2 separate regions of the Homo sapiens genome follow, and region 1 is linked to region 2. A link is a contact called in ENCODE Hi-C or POLR2A ChIA-PET data. All regions are on one chromosome and are shown on one strand. The core of a region is the stretch at or near the end of the contact, and the rest is flanking DNA. Distances in the headings are between cores, read along the strand shown.

Evidence for each region. Hi-C counts contacts between places; a loop is a spot of excess contacts on that map. ChIA-PET counts read pairs that join two places held with the same protein, here RNA polymerase II (POLR2A). Pooled maps may share reads with other maps.
Region 1: a pooled map shows a loop between it and region 2 (2.6-fold over the local background). The contact joins two enhancer-like sites. A Hi-C loop is called at or near these places in 2 of 50 pooled maps. POLR2A ChIA-PET finds 5 or more read pairs at or near these places in 2 of 52 experiments (H1 and activated CD4-positive, alpha-beta memory T cell).

What each region holds. Positions count from the first base shown.
Region 1 is chr2:43,292,729-43,295,786 of GRCh38, reverse strand. It overlaps THADA (THADA armadillo repeat containing), which reads left to right. Exons shown (of 38, transcript NM_022065.5): 32 at 2,574-2,953. Among named protein-coding and RNA genes, the nearest start is that of LINC01126, 67 kb to the right of the region's middle. RefSeq lists a silencer at 2,183-2,477 and an enhancer at 1,754-2,953. Within about 2 kb of position 1,791, at least 14 of the 41 ENCODE cell types and tissues checked have a DNase peak (open chromatin) inside an H3K27ac peak, as active enhancers do.
Region 2 is chr2:42,857,779-42,860,636 of GRCh38, reverse strand. No RefSeq gene overlaps it. Among named protein-coding and RNA genes, the nearest start is that of TRI-TAT2-1, 49 kb to the right of the region's middle. RefSeq lists an enhancer at 2,815-2,858. Within about 2 kb of position 1,521, at least 3 of the 41 ENCODE cell types and tissues checked have a DNase peak (open chromatin) inside an H3K27ac peak, as active enhancers do.

The DNA of each region.
Region 1 (3,058 bases), core at 542-3,041, 430 kb before region 2:
TATTTTTAAATCTCGAATTATTGCAAGTCTATGCAAATTTTCAATTTCAAATAAATTTTTCTGTTACCTGAATGTTTTACATATGCATTATGTTTATGTTAGTTTTCTAGAAGTCAGCAGAGTTCTCTGAGTTATAATGAGATGATAAATATAAACGGTGTTTTATTAGCTATAAATGCGTATCACTTAAATGCTGTCTGGTAAGCCAATCCAGGATAAACTTGTTAACATCTTGGGTACAGTTGTCAGGATTTATCAGAGAATGCTATGAATATAATATCTAAATTTTGGCAAGGCATTTGGTGAAGTCTGTCATAAGTTCTTGTAGATAAAACTTCATGGACAGAATGATACAATTAAGAGGATTCATAAGTGGGGGATGACTCAAACCGAAGAGGGCTAGTTAATGAATTAGTGAGAGCCTGGAAGAGCGTTTGAGGCAAGGGCCAGCAGGGAGCCTGCTCACCAAAGGCCTCCACCCTCCAGCTTGCCCACATTTTTAGTAATTATTTGATTTTGGGCATTTAGGCATTCCTGTGAAATTGAAGTTTGCCAACTACTTTGTATGCGTTTTTGAGATAGGGTCTCACTTTGTCGCCCAGGCTGGAATGCAGTGTCAGCATCCTGGCTCACTGCATCCTCAACCTCCTGGGCTCAAGTGATCCCCCACCCAGCTGACTTTTTATTTTTTGTAGAAATAGATTTTCACAGTGTTGTCCAGGCTGGTCTCAAACTCCTGGGCTCAAGCAGTCCTCCCACCTTGGGCTCCCAAAATGTTGGGATTACAGGCATGAGCCACCACGCCCAGCTGGTTTACCCAATTTCTATTAGATGATGAACATGTGTGAAGAACTGGGTGCTGGGAGGTACCCGAGACTCCTACCCTAGTCCGCACCCTCATTCCCTAGTCCTGCCAGTTTTATCCCTTCAGTGTTTTTTTTTCTTTCTTTTTTGCCTTTTTAAATGATCACCTTGGCTTCAGACCTTCAGCGTTTCTTAAACCCACCTTCTCCTGATTCCTTCTGAACTTAAGGCCCTCGTCATTTATTTCTCTCCTGGACTACGGTGCAGTAGTGTTGTAACTGGTCTCCCTGCCTCTAATATTGCCTCCTCAACGATAAGAGCACTTCAGTGAAAATGGGCCCCTGACCTTACTGCTTAAAATAACCCCCCAGTGGCATTCCGTTGCATACAGAACTAGCTGCTTCACATTGTCTAGGAGGCTTTCTGTACTCTAGCCACATTTCTTCCCTAGCCTCATCTCCTGCCCTTTCCCACCTCAAATTTTATGCTCCAGTGTTATGGGATGGCCTGTAGTTCCCCACATGGTCCGTTCTGTTTCATGCCTTTGTTGAGCCTTTGCTCAGCTGGTTCCCCTGCCTTTGGTGGTGCTAACACATTGTCACCTGTCTTCCTCTTTGAGGCCTAGGTTATCATTTGTACCACTATATTGGAATTATGTGTTCATGCATTTCTCTTTCTCAAACTAGACTGACTATAAACTCCTTAAGGGCAGTGATCTTATTTAGCTCCTAGCACATAGTAAGCAGGCAATAAGTTTTTGGTTTTTTTATTTTTTTAATCAGAACTGAGAATATGAAAAGATCTCGGCAAATGAAAGGTAGACCATAAAACTTAACAGGAGGATAAAATTTAACAGGGATATACTTGGGCTTAAAATAAACAAAGAAAACACATCTTGGCTTAAGTACTGAGTACAAAGTGGGAGAAAGATGACTCACCACCATCAGTAGACCACGTCAAAAAAGAAGGGCTGTGGTTTCAGTTGACTTTGTGCTCCATATGAGTCAACAGTGTGATGCAACTCCAGTTCAGAACAGAGAAAGTAATAGTCCTGCGGGTCAAACCATGCAGGAGATTTGTGATCCAGCCTATTGGCCATCCTTTAAGAGAGGGTGAGGCATGTCCACAGGAAAGCAGCTAGAATAATGAGAGACAGTGACCCCATCATTTGAGGAAGGAAGTAGGAATGTTTCATCTGGAGAAGACAGAGGGGACACAAGAATTGTAATCAAATGTCTAAAGAGCTGTCATTGGGAGCCTCAAAATGTAGCATTAGGCCAGTGAGTAGAAACACAAAAAGAACTTTTTGACAATTAGATCTACTAACAATGGAATAAGCTGTCTCATGAGCTCCAGGGTACTGTAGGGTTCAACCAAGAGCTTCTGGGAAAGGGTGTTACAGAGGGGAGCTTCACCCCTGAAGGAAGTTTATACTAGATGTCCTCTTCTCATGGTCAGCTTTGAGGCTCGGTGATAAGAGGTCACTGAGTTCGTATTTATTGAATGTTGAGGAGGGGTGCCAGGAACGCATTTTCTAATAGTAATGCCTTTGTGCCCCTGTTGGAAAAATTATACATTACCTAAATGGAAATTGTTGTGGACTAGAAGTCTGAACCTTAGAGGGCCACTCACTTATGACAGTGTTTGAAATCTGCTTATGGGAGACATCTGATGGCCTCACGCAGTGGATTCAGTCTTCATTCTTTCATGTCCTTTTGTGGAAATTTAAAGTGATTATCTCTTTCCCTTTTGCTTTTTTTGCTTCTTAGTTCTGGAGAGTCTTGGCTTCTGGGAGGAAGTCAGAGGGATTATCTCAGGATCAGAGCTGATAACGGGATTCCCTTGGGCCTTCAAGGTGCCAGGCCTGCCCCAGTACCTCCAGAGCCTCACCAGACTAGCCATTGCTGCAGTGTGGGCCGCGGCAGCCAAGAGTGGAGAGCGGGAGACGAATGTCCCCATCTCTTTCTCTCAGCTGTTAGAATCTGCCTTCCCTGAAGTGCGCTCACTAACACTGGAAGCCCTCTTGGAAAAGTTCTTAGCAGCAGCCTCTGGACTTGGAGAGAAGGGCGTGCCACCCTTGCTGTGCAACATGGGAGAGAAGTTCTTATTGTTGGCCATGAAGGAAAATCACCCAGAATGCTTCTGCAAGGTAAAGTCTCCAACGTACTGACTGGCCCTTTACACTCCCCACATTCTTTTGTGAGCCACTGGAATGGTAGGATCATGAAGGCAAGATTGGGTTTAGGCTCTCCAG
Region 2 (2,858 bases), core at 272-2,771:
GCTAGAAGCTCAACCCAACCACTCATGCTTCACCTCATTATCCAGAACTGAATTATGTGGCTATCCTTAGCTTCAAGATGAGACTAGAAAATGAAGTATTTTAGCTGGGCCAATTGCCAACCCTAACGAGTTGAGATTCTATATAGCAGAGGAGAGTTGAGAGTTGGTCAGGAATTGGCAGCCCTGTCACATATGCCTAATTCCAGTGCTGTTATTGGAAGTACCAAGGCTGGCAGCTTCCACACTGGGTCTTCAGTCGCTCATGTCTTCTGTGTCTGCCTTCATTCCTCTACTCAGATGGCAAACCTCTTTGTAAACAGAGAAAACATGTTCATCATTTTCATTACTCCCTCTTCCCAACCCCAACCTTCCAATCCTACTGTACCAGCTCAATAAATGCTTACTTTAGAAAGAAAAAGCAGTAACACTCACTATTAACCATATATGCCTTGGGACAAACTTTCCATTTCTTATTTGAATCACTGTTTTTATCGTGTATTGCATTGTCATTTTCCATTTCGTGAGCTTAAGTAGCAACTCCTCAAGTCAGCTATAAATTCCTAACAGTCTAGAAGTGCCCAATCCAGTGACTTTCACACGGTGAATGCTTTCATGACTTGTAGAGTTTATTTGGCCTGAGTTCTAGTCATTATCAGTAACCACAACAATAGTAATTTCATACCTTTATGATGCTTCGAAGTTTACACAACTTCCTTTATACACATTCTCTCACTTGGTCTTTTAAGTAACTCTTTTAAGTAAGGCTGCTGTAATTATCCCTTTTTCACAGACAATGAAATGGAGGCTAAGAGAAGGTATATTGCTTGCCCAGAGGCATGAAGTCAGTGTTTGAACTGGAACTTAAATACAGGTCTTTGACTTCAAATCCAGCAGTTTTCCATCAAACTTGAGGCCTCGATTCTCTCACTTTCAAAAATGAAGAAATTAATTTAGATTATTTCAATGCAGCACTGTCCATTAGAAATAGAATATGAGACACATATAATTTAAACTTTTCTAGTAGTCACATTTAAAAAGGAAAAAGAGACAGGCGAAATGAATTTTAATAAACTTTTATTTAACTCAACTCAAAATATTTCAACATGCAATCTTCATATTAATAAGACTTTTTTTGCTTTTGAAAGCTAATTTTTTTATTTATGTCTTTAAGTCATAGGAACTTCTAAAGAATGAAAGCCAATGTGTTTATGACACTTTCAGCACATCACAATTTAACCACTTTTCAGGTGCTCAAAAGCCACACATGGCTAGTGGTCACCATATTGGAAAGCTCAGCTGTAATGTTTGAAGGGTAAATTTAACTTTAAAACAAGCTCCTATATCTAAGATTTCGTGATCAAATTATTTTAGAAATTATCTAAAAGAGTTATTTTCTGTACATTCTTGCAATAAAGGAGAACTGCCTGTTCAACAACTATCCCCCTGTAGAAAACTGGCTTTGCCTAGATCCATCACAAAGCACCACTGCCATCTGGTGGTAGACTCTTGAATTGCCAGCAAATTCCCCAAGAGGAAATAATCAGGCTCTCGGAATGAGTTTATCAAAGCAGTAGAAACTGACTCCACATAATCCAGGAGAATTTGTTGAAGAATGCACAATGCTGGGCCCTGCTGAATCAAAATCTCCAGGACAAATCCCAAACACCCAGATTTTCAGTAAATGTCCCCAGTGGTCATTCACACTGAAACTTGAGAATGGTTGATCTAAAGGACATGCCTATATAATACAACCATAGAAAATTCAGTGACAGTAAATGTCAGAAGAGGACTCATTCTTTCCTGATACTGTTCTGATATTTGTCAGACTGCTAATTTCTTAGTTTCTACATAGAAAAAAAAACCCCACCCCCAATATATACACACACACACACACAGTTGGAAAGAATCCATAATCCCATCACTTTTTTCAAAACTTAAAGGAAGAAAGAAGTCTATGTGGCCACTCCATCTCCGACCCCCCCACCCCCAACACACACACACACCCCTAAGACACAACTCTGTAACAGTTACATATAGCTCAGGCCCTCACAGCCGTGTCCCCACTCCCAGCCTCTGCTCTCACCCTGCTCCCTCCACACCCAAGTTCCAGCCAGGCCAGTGCCTTCACAGCTCTCCCCCTTCACCTCACTCCCCTTCTGAGACTTTGCAGAGCTGTCCCCTCCATCTGGAACAGCAGTCACCATCCTACCCTCCAGCCCCCATGACTTGTCCCTCATAATGCAGCTCAGGCATCAGCTACTCAGGAAGCCCCTTGGGGAGCCCTCTAGACTGTGCTGGGTCCCCCTCCTTCCCCCCGAAGTGCCCCATATGGTAGCTGTATTGTCTGACTTCTCCACACAACTGTAAGCTCCTTATGGGGCAGGGCTGCGTCTCTTGTCTCTGTATCTCTGCCACCTAGAAAAAACTCTGCCACAAAGCAGGCATTGTTAAGAATTTGCTGAGTGAATAAATGTTTTCTTTTCCTTTCTTTTCTTTTCTTCTTTTTTGAGACAGGGTCTTGCTCGGTCTCTCAGGCTGGAGTGCAGTGGCACGATCATGGCTCACTGCAGCCCTGAACTCCTGGGCTCAAGCGATCCTCCCACCTCAGCCTCCTGATTAGCTGGGATTAGCATGCATCACCACACTCGGCTATTTCTTTTTTATTTTTCTTTATTACTTTTGTTTTATTTTATAGAGATGGGGCTCTCTGTGTTGTCCAGGCTGGTCTCGAACGTGTGGGCTCAAGCCATCTTCCTGCCTCCGCCTCCCAAACTGCTGGGATTGCAGGTGTGAGCCACCACGCCCAGCCATAAATAAATGTTTTCAAAAGCATCAAGTAGTCCCTCTGATTTTTAAAT